Linked DNA regions of Homo sapiens: region 2 is linked to region 1. The links are chromatin contacts, found by Hi-C or POLR2A ChIA-PET in ENCODE. All regions are on one chromosome and are shown on one strand. The core of a region is the stretch at or near the end of the contact, and the rest is flanking DNA. Distances in the headings are between cores, read along the strand shown.

Evidence for each region. A loop is a pair of places that touch in the nucleus more often than their neighbours do. ChIA-PET counts read pairs that join two places held with the same protein, here RNA polymerase II (POLR2A). Pooled maps may share reads with other maps.
Region 2: a loop to region 1 is called in a pooled map, with 5 times the contacts of the local background. The contact joins the enhancer-like site here to the promoter of INKA1 in region 1. A Hi-C loop is called at or near these places in 6 of 50 pooled maps. POLR2A ChIA-PET finds 5 or more read pairs at or near these places in 3 of 52 experiments (AG04450, H1 and Panc1).

Annotation. Positions count from the first base shown.
Region 1 is chr3:49,800,567-49,806,543 of GRCh38, reverse strand. It overlaps INKA1 (inka box actin regulator 1), which reads right to left and starts at 3,283. Exons shown (of 2, transcript NM_203370.2): 1 at 3,101-3,283; 2 at 1,514-2,363. The coding sequence starts at 3,151. The coding sequence ends at 1,557. UBA7 (ubiquitin like modifier activating enzyme 7) reads left to right here. Exons shown (of 24, transcript NM_003335.3): 22 at 379-471; 23 at 547-647; 24 at 1,107-1,335. The coding sequence ends at 1,236. It overlaps MIR5193 (microRNA 5193), which reads left to right and starts at 299; the gene lies at 299-407. It also overlaps a transcript of CDHR4 not described here. RefSeq lists enhancers at 1-47, 34-328 and silencers at 3,007-3,446, 3,837-3,886.
Region 2 is chr3:50,117,409-50,123,999 of GRCh38, reverse strand. SEMA3F-AS1 (SEMA3F antisense RNA 1) reads left to right here. Exons shown (of 4, transcript NR_135301.1): 3 at 1,412-1,475; 4 at 5,752-6,591. RBM5 (RNA binding motif protein 5) reads right to left here. Exons shown (of 25, transcript NM_005778.4): 25 at 4,979-5,669. The coding sequence ends at 5,544. Among named protein-coding and RNA genes, the nearest start is that of RBM5-AS1, 20 kb to the right of the region's middle. RefSeq lists enhancers at 460-960, 1,946-2,823, 2,824-3,702. Within about 2 kb of position 2,284, at least 3 of the 41 ENCODE cell types and tissues checked have a DNase peak (open chromatin) inside an H3K27ac peak, as active enhancers do.

The DNA of each region.
Region 1 (5,977 bases), core at 2,034-4,533:
GATTGGGGGACAGGATGTGCCCCCCAGCTCCCAGCCTTGTCTTTGAGGAACAAGCAGCTTTATCAGAGGCTGCAGGGGCCCTGCTCTGGGTTTCCTCAGGAAGCACCACCCCCTCATCCCCCACTCTCACAACTGGCCCATGTGATGGATCGTCTGTTTCCCTGTGCGGGCCCCATAGCCCCATTTCCTGTGCTGGCCCCGGCCTGGACGGGGAGGGGGCTGAGACTCTGGGCCCAGATCCCACCTCCCCCCCACCCCCCACCCCCTGGCTCCTGTTTCCTGCTAGTCCAGCTCTTCCCCTAGGAAAGGCTGCTGGTAACTGGGATGGGGGTTGGGGGGAGGTAAGAAGTCTCTGACTCCTCCTCTACCTCATCCCAGTTCCATCACCTGAAGTGGACCTCTTGGGACCGTCTGAAGGTACCAGCTGGGCAGCCTGAGAGGACCCTGGAGTCGCTGCTGGCTCATCTTCAGGTGTGCCCTGTTGCTACCCCAACCCCCAGGCTCAGCCCAGCCCGGCCCAGCTGGTGTCTGACCTTTCTCCTCTAGGAGCAGCACGGGTTGAGGGTGAGGATCCTGCTGCACGGCTCAGCCCTGCTCTATGCGGCCGGATGGTCACCTGAAAAGCAGGCCCAGCACCTGCCCCTCAGGTGAGCCCACTTGGGGCTTTAGACAGGCCCCACCAGTCCCTGGAGGCTGGGGCTAGGGACCACACTGCCTTTTGTCTTCCCAGCCCCATTCTGGGCCCCTCACACCTTCCCAAGCATTCTTTCCCCAAATGGAGCCAGCAAACAGGCTGGAGGTGGGGTGAGGGCCGAGAGCCTGAGGAGGAGTCTTCAGGAGCTGCCTATTTGGCCAGCCCCATGGGCTCCCCACATGCTGCACAGCCCCCCTTTCACAGCCCACTCCCAAGGGACCCATAGCTTCCTGCCTCCTGCTTGCCTCATCAGCTGCTCCTAAAATAGTTTCAGATGTTTCCTGTCTTGAGCAGCTCCTGCTCCTGGCTTGGGCTCCTGACGGCCTGCCAGCACCCTCTCTAGTCCATGCCAGGCTGCCTTCTGCTTGCCATGGCTCACCTCTCCAATCTCCCCTAAACCCACCCCTACCAGGGTGACAGAACTGGTTCAGCAGCTGACAGGCCAGGCACCTGCTCCTGGGCAGCGGGTGTTGGTGCTAGAGCTGAGCTGTGAGGGTGACGACGAGGACACTGCCTTCCCACCTCTGCACTATGAGCTGTGACAAGGCAGCCACCCTGTCACCTAGCTCAATGGAGCCCCGGATCCCAAGCCCTGCATTGTAAGCCCACAGTAGGCACTCAATAAATGCTTGTTAAAGGAAGGCATTGCAGAGAGGATGGACGATAGAAAACAGTGCACTAATGCACACGGGTGTGACATGGGCATGACAGGGACCTTCACACAGAGAAAAAAAGCTCTTCAGAAGATTTGTCTCCCTGGGCAGTGCCTCACAGGGCTGGGGCTGCCTCTTAGTGCCTCAGGGGTATGGAGCCAGGACAGTCTAGAAAAAAGGCTTTTATTGTCCCAGGCTGGAGGGCAGGGTCAGAGGTAGCTGACATCATTGCAGATGATGGGCTGGCGGCTACGACAGCTCATGAGAGCTGCAAAGCGTGAGACATCCGCAGGCAGTTCAGGTTCTGGGCGAGGTGGGCATGACAGCCGCTTTCCTGCCATAGCTGTCCGCCGAGCCCTGGCCAGCCGGCGCCGAAGCTGCTCAGAGAGGCCAAGCAGGAACTGAGGGGGCCGAGCACGGGCACGGTGCCCACCTCCGTCACCCCCTTCACTCCCTGTCTCAGGCAGCTCCATCCAGTTGTGCACCAAGTCAGCAAAGCAATTGTCCCCTAGTACCAGGGGCTGGCGACTGCGACCCCTGTTCAGTAGGGCTGCTGTCCAGTCCTCTGCTTCCAGTCCCTGCCAGTGCTCCAGGCAGGCGTCTGGGGTGGACTTGGGCCGTGGATGGTGGACAGGTGGTACACTGGCTACAGGGGCCCTGCTGGGCATGGGGAGGCCACTGACTGAGAGGCACTGCCTACGAAGGGGCTGTGCTGAGGGTGCTGGGCGCTGGGATACAGGCAGTTCTTCCTCTCGCCATGTGCTGCCTGACACCTCCGAGAAGCCAGAGTCCCAGTCCAGGGCATGCTCCCTGGGGCCTCCCAAGGCTGCATCCCTGTCTTCTGTCACCACTGCTTCCTCCTCCTCCTCTTCCTCCTCCTCCACACAGCAGACTGAGTCCTCTTCCAAGGCACCCGAGGCCCTAAGCTGGTGGCTGGGCTGCACATCTGGGCCAGTTTGGGAGGTTGGCTGCAGGGGACCAGGCATTGAGGGTGAGCCTGTGTCCCGACCACACAACTGAGGGGAAGAGAGGGCAGAAGTCGGAGAGGTATCACTTGTCACCAGGCCAGCCCAGAGAACAGAGGGTCCAGGAAGGTTAGATAGGCCTGCTGGCCTGGGCAGCAGGGTGTTAGTGAGCACAGGGCAGGCATAGGGGTGCTGGCACTCGAAGCTGGTGTGGTTCTCATCCACCGACCTGGTGGCAGTCTGGCAGGCTGCAGCATGCAGGGCCGGGCAAGTCGGCACCCGCCACCAGGGCGGGCGGGCAGGCAGGCAGGGTTGCGGGCCTGAACGGGGAAGTAGGTCCTGCCCAGGACTGGAGGGGCATCCCGTGCCTATTGGGGGATTCAGCTCCCAAAGCCCAAAGCGTCTTTCACAGAAAGAGCGCTTGCTAGGTGAGGGGTAGAGAAGGGAGGCATAGGCCAGCCTGAAGTAGGGGGCGTTCACAGCAGCGCCAGCACCTCGTTAGTCCCTTGCCGCCCCATGCCCCGCCCCCAAAGAAGTCCCCCTTCCACTCTCTCCTCCCGCGCCGTTCCAGCAGCACGGCCAGCTGGATGCTGTTATCTGATGCTCAGCTCAGTTCCCAACCGTCCGAAACCCGACGCGGGCCATCTGAGCCATATGCGCCACGCCGCCCCCACCCCGCCTCGGACCGGCACGCTGGAGCCACCCCGCACCCGTCTGTTGTTCCGGCCGGGCGGCAGCCTGGCATCCCGCACGCGTCCTCACTAACCACACCCGCTCCCGAGCCTCACCAGTTCCCAGCGGAGCTGGCTAAGGAAGCTGTCAAGCCGAGCGCTGTGCATGTCCATGCCAGGGCCCCCACCGAACCTACTAGCTCCTCTTGGAACCCCGGCGGAGCCGCGCGGAGAGGGCTGGGAGGGCCGGCCAGCGGCGCCCTCAGCCTCCGCCTGCCTGCGCGACTCCTCGCTCTCCGTAGCTCCCGCCGCCGCCGCCCCGACATCTGGCAGCCGCGCCCCGCCCCGGCCCCGCGGCCAAAGGGGGCGGGGCTAAAGCCCGGCGTCCCTCCCGACTCCGCCGCGGTTCTGGGTGGGAAGGGCGGGGTCATAACTGGAAGCCGGACGGGGCCGGTACGGGGACCCCCCGAGCCCCCAGACTGTTGAGTGGACCCTGCGTTTGCTGCGTGACGCAGGACAGGTCGCCTCCGTGCGGGGGCCTCATCCTCCCCGTTTGTTCAATGGTGAAATAGCGGTCCCTCTCACGGGGCGCCGTGCTGCGTCCGCACATAGGCAGAGCACCCCGGATGGTCGGACCCAGAGAGGTTGTGGACCCTCGGGGCCTGACCCACGGGACCCATTCGTGAGGCTGGCCTTGGCACTCCCTGAACGGGATGGAAGTGGGGTTCAGCCCGTCTGAGGACTCAAGAGAGGGCGGGACTTTGTGGCAGCGCACCGGCGGGGCCTCAGCCGCGTCCCAACCGAGCTAGACGGGACTGCCCTCTAGTGGGGAGTGCTTGGCTAGTCGCGAGTCCAGCGGCGACGCGCGACCGTCGGCATTCCCTTTGCCGGTACCAGGTGCAGACTGAGGGTCGGTGCTGAGGCTGCTCTATCAACACAGGCTAGGCTCAAGGGTAGTGTAGCTGCAGACAGACTGGACATACCAGCAACAGGAAAATACCAGGGAATGAGGGCCGTGGGCTAGCTTGGGGAAAGTCAGTCTCACAGGAGGTGACATCAAGATGCAATCAAGAAGAGGGGCATTCTGGCCGGGCGCGGTGGCTCACGCCTGTAATCCCAGCAGTTTGGGAGGCCGAGGCGGGCGGATCACGAGGTCAGGAGATCGAGACCATCCTGGCTAACATGGTGAAACCCCGTCTCTACTAAAAATACAAAAAAAATTAGCCGGGCGTGGTGGCGGGCGCCTGTAGTCCCAGCTACTCCTGAGGCTGAGGCAGGAGAATGGCGTGAACCCGGGAGGCGGAGCTTGCAGTGAGCGGAGATCGCGCCACTGCACTCCAGCCTGGGCGACAGAGTGAGACTCCGTCTCAAAAAAAAAAGAAAGGAAGAAGAAGCAGGAGGAGGAGAAGGAGAAGAAGGAGAAGGAGAAGAAGGAGAAGAAGAACATTCTAGGCAGAAGGAGCAGCCAGGGAAGAGACCCCGACGGACAGGAGCTGGACAGGGCCAAACATAAAGAAGGCCCAGGTGTCTGTGATTGGTGGTGGTGGCAGGAGGGAAAAGGTCAGCAAAACCAGGCTCTAACGGCCTTAGAGCAGAATGTGGGTTTTGTTCTTGGTGTGATGAGGAGCAATGGGGGCCTTTGAGCAGGAATGACCTGGGCTAGCCCTTGTTTAGATAATCCCAGCTGCTTTCAGAAAAGGATTCTGCAATAAGAGTGGAAGTCCCTGCCCTCATCCAGGCAACGAAGGGGAGGGCCTAGGCCTGGGCAGGGCAGGTGCACTGAAGGGGGTCACTTTGGGGTATGTTTTGGAACTAAAATCAAGTCTTGCTGATGCATGGATGTGGGCAGGAAAAGAGGCATCAAGCATGACTCCTACATTTCTGGCATTAACAGCTGGTTGGATGAAATTGCCATAAACTGATCTGGGAAAGACTGGAGAAGAGTGGGTTTGGAGAGGAAAATCCAATGATCATTTATGGACACGTAACCCTTGAGATGCCTGTTAGACATCCAAGAGGAGTTGCAGAGTCAGCTGCTAGGTGTATGACTCTGGACTTCAGGAGAGAGATCAGCACTGGAGCCTTGGATCTGGGAGGCATAGTGAGTGAATGGATGGTATGTAAGGCCATAGGCCTGGATAAGGTGGGGTGGGAGGAAATCAGTGTAGTCAGAGGGAGACAGCAATCGGGACTGTGCCCTGGGACATTCCATGAGGTGGAGGTAGGGGAGATATGAAGCAGAGCTATCAAAGAAGCTGAGCAGGAACAGCCAGGAGAAATCTGAGAATGTGGGGACTCAGGACCCAAGGGGAGCAAGCATTGAATGCTGCCTAGGCAGTGAGGGTGAAGAACAAACCACTGGATTCGGCAGTGCATAGGTCACTGGGAACCCTGACAAGGGCAGTTTTGTGTAGAGAGGGACAAGCCTGATTAGAGTGTGTGGAGAAGAGAGTGAGGACTGAAGAACTGGAGATGGCAAATAAAGACAACCGTTTTTGTTTTTTTTTTTGAGACAGGGCCTCACTCTGTCACCCAGGCTGGAGTGCAGTGGCATGATCTTGGCTCACTGCAGCCTCCATCTCTGGGGCTCAAGTGACCCTCCTATCTCAGCCTCTCAAGTAACTGGGACTACAGGCATGTGCCACCACACTCAGCTAATTTTTTTTTTTTTTTTTTTTGTAGAGACAGGGTTTCACCATGTTGTCCAGGCTGGTCTCGAACTCCTGATCTCAAACGATCCTCCTGCCTCAGCCTCCCATACAGGCATAAGCCACCGTGCCTGGCCAGAAAACTTAAAAAAACTGACATATAAATACAATAAATAGACAGATCTCAAAGTTACAGCCCAGTAAATGTTAAAATCTGTAGACACTTGTGCAGCTGCCACCCAGATATAGAACATCCTCAGCAACTCCTGGATGCCACCTGGTGCCCTATCCAACTGATATTCCCAACGGTAACCAGTATTTGTATTTCTATCATAAAGGATTCCTT
Region 2 (6,591 bases), core at 1,035-3,534, 320 kb before region 1:
TCGGGGACTGGGGCCCTGGGTTTGGATGAGATGGGTGTGGACCTCAGCTTCCCAGTCTGTCAGGGAAACAGGAGAGGCTGCTCCCTCTCCTTCCTGTCCTCACTGCAGGTATGGCTGCAGGTGTTAGAAGGGAAGGTAATGAACCTTGAGCCAGTCTTAGAGACCATGATGCCCCTTCCTCAGTCTTCCCTTCCCCTCTCCAGCTCTGCCAGTGAGCTGAGCCATGGCTGGCAGACTTGGACCTGTTCAGTGAGCTCAGAAGCCTGTTCTGGGTGGACACCCCCAAGATCCACCCACCTGAAAAGGGGAAAGCCTCAGAATGACATTGTGTGCACAAGGGTGTGCCTGCTGGGTGGCGGCTTGTGCTCTGCCACGCTGTGACCCTGGGGGCTCCCTCTCCCTTCACAGAAGGCTGCCAGACCAGGTTTCCTTCCTCAGGGGTAGCAAGAACATCTGATTCCTGCCCCCTCAGGAGCCAGGTTCACTTGCACACTTGCTCATTAATGTGTCTGGCTTGTGTGTGCTCTTCTATATGCCAGTGGCTGGGTGGGGTTATGCACAAGTGTGCATGCTTCACACACCAACCAGGGAGGGGGTCTGCAGGATCTGGATGTAATGCCACCTCAAATGTCAAGGGTGATGGGGAAGCATGCATGTTGCCTGCTGCAGCCGGATGCCTGAGGGCTGGCCTGCATTGCGTGTGGGTGCGTACACATGGCATGCTTATGAGTGCAGAGGATGGCTCCTCAGCCCAGGAGTTGGGGAGTAAGAGGAAGGAGAAGAAGCCCCAGCTCTGGTGCCTCTCAGGATTTGGGCTCAGCCCTGTCTTGCTCCAGGTCTTACAGATTGAGGCTAGGCGCCCTTAGGTGGTGGTAGGCTGTGCTGGGCCAGGGGGCCCTAGGCTGAACCCAACCCTGCAGGACAGGCTGGGCAGGGCTCCCACACCTGCACCTGACCCTGTTCCAGGCCCACACTAGGGGATGGTGGGGGGAGGCTTAATTACATCCATGAATCATTCTCAAATAGCTCCTGTCCAGCCAGACTCAGGATGGTGATGCCCGCCCAGAGCTGAGAGCCAGGGGCTCCTGGAGCCTCCGTTGCACATAAAAGCAGCAGAGGACGCGAGCAGGCACCCTAGCCCCTCCTCTCTTGGCCACCTGCCTCGGCCTCCCCCATTGGTGTGCAGAATTCACCCCAAGATCAGAGGCCTATCTCAGCACCCGTGGGTAGCGCAGAACCAACTCCTCTAGACCTGGCGGCCCCATCCCACGTTATCTTGCCCCCTCAGCCTCCTCCGTCCCCTTGTGGCTGCTGCAGACTCCTCCAGCTTCTCTTTCCAGCATCCTCTAGGCCTCACTTTGCCTCTGGTTGTCTTCACCTGCCTCTCCCTGTCTTTCTCCTCTTTCCTCAGGGCACTGGGAGGCATCCCAAGACCCAGCTCACTCCAGGGCTGGACCTCAACCTTGTACCTGCAGGTGAGACCCAATTCTACTGCACTGGAGTGGTGATGGGGCAGCAGTTGCCAGCAGCAGCCCAGTCCAGCAACAGCTTTGAATCTCAGTTTCCTCTTTAAATGGGATGGCAGTGCAGCTTGGACTAAGCAGGATGGGAGGGCCCTGCCCCTGGCTCATACCTTCTGCTGGAAAGTTCTGTCTGGCTGGGTGTGGCCCACCCTATAGGGTTCTGACCTTAACCCAAGTCCATGAGTCCACCTCCCTCCTGCCACCTTCTGGGAGACTGGGGTGAAGGACTACAGGCATCCCCTGCTTCCATCTGGGAGCCCTGGACAAGCTGGGCTCCAACTCCCCATGGGCTGTAGGGACAGAAGCTGAGAATCTGATGCTCTAGCAACAGTGCTTCTGTGAGTCAATAAGCACGTGGTAGGGAAAGGGAGTGAGAGGCAGAAATGCACTTTATCGACTGCAGAAATTATTTACCTGGGTCAGAAAGAATTGCTGAGAGGGAAGTGCCTACTGTGCACAGGGTCAGCCTGGCTCTTGCCCCATTGGGCGCTGTGGGGACGACTTCCCCATCTAGCCAGAGGGGGTCCCTGGGGGTCAGAGACCCTCAGGAACTTGCAAGGCAGGCAGACTTGGCACCTGCCTGACTCCAGAAAGTTTCAAGGCCGAAGTTCTAGCCAGGTCTCCTTGAGTCCCAGAGACGTGGAGAGAGCCCCTGGGAACCTCCAGTACCTCAGGACTTGGTGGGAAGTCCTCTCCTTACCACCACCTATACCAGCCTGGCTGGAAAGATGATGGAATGCTGCCACCTGGTGGCCACCAACAACACAGTACCCTCCTCCAGTATCGACTGTGGGCAATCTTCCCCCACACCCCACCTGTCCCTGAGGGCATTCATTCCTCCGGAATCGGGGTGGCTGGGATCTGGGCGCCCTTGAGACCCCCAGCCAGACTATGCATGCCTGGGGAGCTTAGCTCAGGCCGGGATGCTCATCTGGGCTTTGAAACTTGTTTGATGCACAGCCATGACAGCTGCTCCTGGACGGCCCTCAAAGCCTTGCACGTTGTAGCAGCTGTCCCAGCCAAGGGCAGTCTGGACTTGGGAATCCTTGGAGGCTCCTTCTAGTTCAGTAAGAGCACCGTTCAAATTCAAGATTTGGGTTCCCCTGATTGAGAGGATTGCACTACTCTCACAGCATCTCAACATCACACAGGACTAAGAGGAATGGTGGCCCTATGGGCAGCACACAGCACATTTAACCGGGCTTGGGATTGGAGTAAACCCTGATGGGCCAGTCAGGAGGATGCTTGGGATCCTAGTGCTTCCAAACCAGAAGGATCACCCAAATATGGTCTTGCAGGATACCTGGGCCCAAGATAACAGCCTGTCAAACCTCAAGGACTGGGGCCATCAATTTAGATGCAGGGTGAAGGCTGCAGTCACCTGGCTAGGTATGCTGGTAACAGGTGAGGCCAGAGGAGGGAGCCTCCATCTCTGAGGAGCTGGCTCAGACCCTCACATTCACAGGAACCCTCAGCTTCATGTTCATAGGAAAGGCCACGCTGGTGTTGACAACAGATGCCGTGGTCCACAGCACACATGGGAGAGCCTTGAGCAGCTTTGACAGGTAACTCTAAGCACCAGCAGTGTGGGACAGGTTGAGGTGCCCTTCCGGGTGCTGGGAAGTCAATCTGAGGCTGCTAGAGGGCTGGCTCCTATTAATGCCTGGCCATGGCTCCCCTAGGGAAGACGCTTCCACCCAACCTTTGCTGAGCTGGGTACATATAATTAAGAGCTTCCCAGATCCTATTCTGGGTATGCTCACCTGGAAGAGCTTTCCGGGCCGGATGTCAAAAGGGTCTAATTAGGGTACTCAGGACTGCTGCTCAGGTGCGAGGAACACCAGCATCACCCTTGATGCCGTGAGGGCTCTGGAGGTGAGGCCAGTTTCTTATCCAACTTCTGTAGACCAGATCTGTGACACACTCTCCACCCCAGCTCTGGGCGCTTGGGCCCTCATTTGTGAAGTTCCCAAGCCTTACTCTGCAGAAACCCAGGCTTGGGGCTTCTGCATTTGCGTCCACCTCTCCCTAGCCAGAGCTGTGATTAGGCTCAGCTTCTCCAAGGCACTACCCTACAGGCCAGGGTGAGGACCTCCTGAGCATTTTCTATTCCTTAACGCCCTGCCCGAAAAGAGGAAAACGTGACCACCCACAAAAGCAAGTCTAGCTTCAAAAGTAAACTGCAGAGAAAAGGCCACCTTAACTGCATGCCCAATCTGTGGAGCTTAAGCACTCAGTTTGGCCAGATTGGCAATGTGAGCAACCCATCACATCATCTGGTCCCAAGAACAGCCTGAGATCCAGGTATACTTCCTGACCTGGTCAGGCATGGTCTTCTGGGTCAAAATGATGTTCTCTGCCCTGTGGAAGAGTGCTGAGGACGAAATACCCATTCAAAACAGAAAACTCTCCAATGCCCCCAGGACCTCCTTAGCAGCTGAGAAGATGCAGTGAGTGGAGTGCTGCCAGGGGGAGATGACCTCCTCAGTTTCTCCATCGCAGCAGAGGGTGGACCAGGTATCACCTGTATCATGGCCAAAAGCAGGGAGGATCTGCCCTGCAGAGCAGTGACAACTCCACACTCCGGCATGTGTGGAATAAAGTCTGTGGAAACTAGAGAGGTGCAAGCACTCATGGTCACTTTGGTCTTAGCAGAAAAGCTACTAAGTTACCATGATTTCCATGAAGAGTTTTAAAACATGCTAAACTTTTTTTTTTTTTTTTTTTGAAACGGAGTTTTGCTCTGGTTGCCCAGGCTAGAGTGCAATGGCGCGACCTCCGGCTCACTGCAAACTCCGCCTCCTGGGTTCAAGCAATTCTCCTGCCTCAGCCTCCCGAGCAGCTGGGATTACAGGCCAACCACACCCAGCTAATTTTGTATTTTTAGTAGAGACGGGTTTCTCCATGTTGGTCAGGGTGGTCTTGAACTCCCAACGCCAGGTGATCCGCCTGCCTCGGCCTCCCAAAGTGCTGGGATTACAGGCGTGAGCCACCACGCCCGGCTAAAACATGTTAAACTCTTGAATTTAAAAATCCGAACATGTCAAGACCAGCCTGGGCAACAGAGTGAGGCCCCATCTCTGTAAAAAATTAAAAAATTAGCCTGCATGGTGGTATGTGCTTGTAGTCCCAGCTACTTGGAACACTAAAGTGGGAGAATCGCGTGAGCCCGGGAGGTCGAGGCTGCAGGCTCCCGAGTAGCTGGGATTACAGGTGCACACCACCACGTCTGGCTAATTTTTTTGTATTTTTGGTAGAGACAGGGTTTCACCATGTTGGCCAGACTGGTCTCAAACTCCTGACCTCAGGCAATCCACCTGCCTCGGCCTCCCAAAGTGTTGGGATTACAGGTGTGAGCCACCACGCCTGGCCAACCCTGCCTCAAAATCAATCAATCAATCAATCAGAACGTGGTGATGGGGGCAAGAAATAAACTGATTTCATCACCAGGCTTGACTGGCTCAGACATGCTTGACCCACCTACCCACCCAAGAATAAAGAGACACAGGACACCCATTTCTCAAGGTATTTCTTTTGTAAAGGAGCCAGATTTGGCAACTAGACTGAAAATCTTCCAAAATTCTGTACAAATGTGTAATATACAAATATACACAAGGCTTTTGCCAAGAAAAGACATCACAACAAATGACAGAGGTGGCTTTGGTGTCACATACCACCTACAGCATCTCAAACCCCTAGGAATGTGAGGGGCTGATGGACCACAACATAGGCTACACATGTAAACACGCTACATTACACTATGTACACTGGAGTATAAACAATCCACTGTCCTCTCCGGTCTGTTCACAAGCCCTCTGGCGGGAAGGAAGGCCATTCACCAGGCAACCCACATAAGGGGAACTTCTTTAAGGTGGGAGGGAGAACCCTGCAGAATGAAGTGGTTCACCCTAAGATCTATTAACAGCACAAGGCATGCCCTTAAAGAGACAGGCGGTAACAGCGAATTCGGGAGATGGACCACTTCTTGTGCTCCTTGTCATCTCTCTCTCTCTCTCTCTCTCACTCCATCTCAGTGAACCGGGCAAACATGGCTTTCCGGACAGCATCTTTGTAGGAATCGGCGCCCGACAAACCATATGCGCTGCCTTTGGCTCCTAGGCCAGCTCCCTTTAGCCGAACTTGAGCCTGGGAAAGCACAGAGACTGTCAGCTGGGAGGTAGGGTATGGGCTGCTCCACCTCTCACCATGCCCACTCCTTACCCAGCAGGACCACCCACCAGGAGACAGAAGAGAGAAAACTGTATATGAAGACAAGGATTTCTCCAGAAGAGACCAGGAGCAAGTATAAGGACTGGAGGAATAAAATGGGCTACGGAACACAGGCAGATGAAGCAAATCACCCACCCCTCAATGCCTGCTCAGCAAGCATCCACGCCTAGGAAAGGGCCCCAAAGTATTCCTCTGAAGGTCTGGGAAAGGTATGGTAATTACAGGCACACATTATACAGGATAGCTCAATGTCAGCAGAACTCACATAAACAGGATGAACATGGTCTACAAGAGTCTGACCTAAGCTGTGCTCCCAGGACAGAGCAGGGGCAATTACGGGTGGAGCTCCTGCCTAGAAGGCCAGTGGGTAGGGGCCTCCGATCCTGGGATATGATGCCTCAATGTGGGCTCTGATCAATTTAAAGATTTCTTATCATGGGTGAAAACCCTACTAAATTTTTTTTTTTTTTGAGACAGAGTCGCTGTTGCCCAGGCTGGAGTGCAGTGGCGTGATCTCGGCTCACTGCAACCTCCTCCTGCCAGGTTCTAGCAATTCTCCTGCCTCAGCTTCCTGACTAGCTGGGATTACAGGCACACGCTGCCACGTCCAGTTAATATTTTGTATTTTAGTAGAGACGGGGTTTCACCGTGTTGCCCAGGCTGGTCTCAAACTTCTGGGCTCAGGCAATCCACCCTCCTCGGCCTCCCAAAGTGCTGGGATTACAGGTGTGAGCTCATGCCTGTAATCTGCCCCTTCATGCTAAGGTAAAGCTGCTCCTGGCTCCCAGGCTCTATGAGTGCTCTGATCTCATCTCTGGAACCGGCCTGTAAGCCTGGC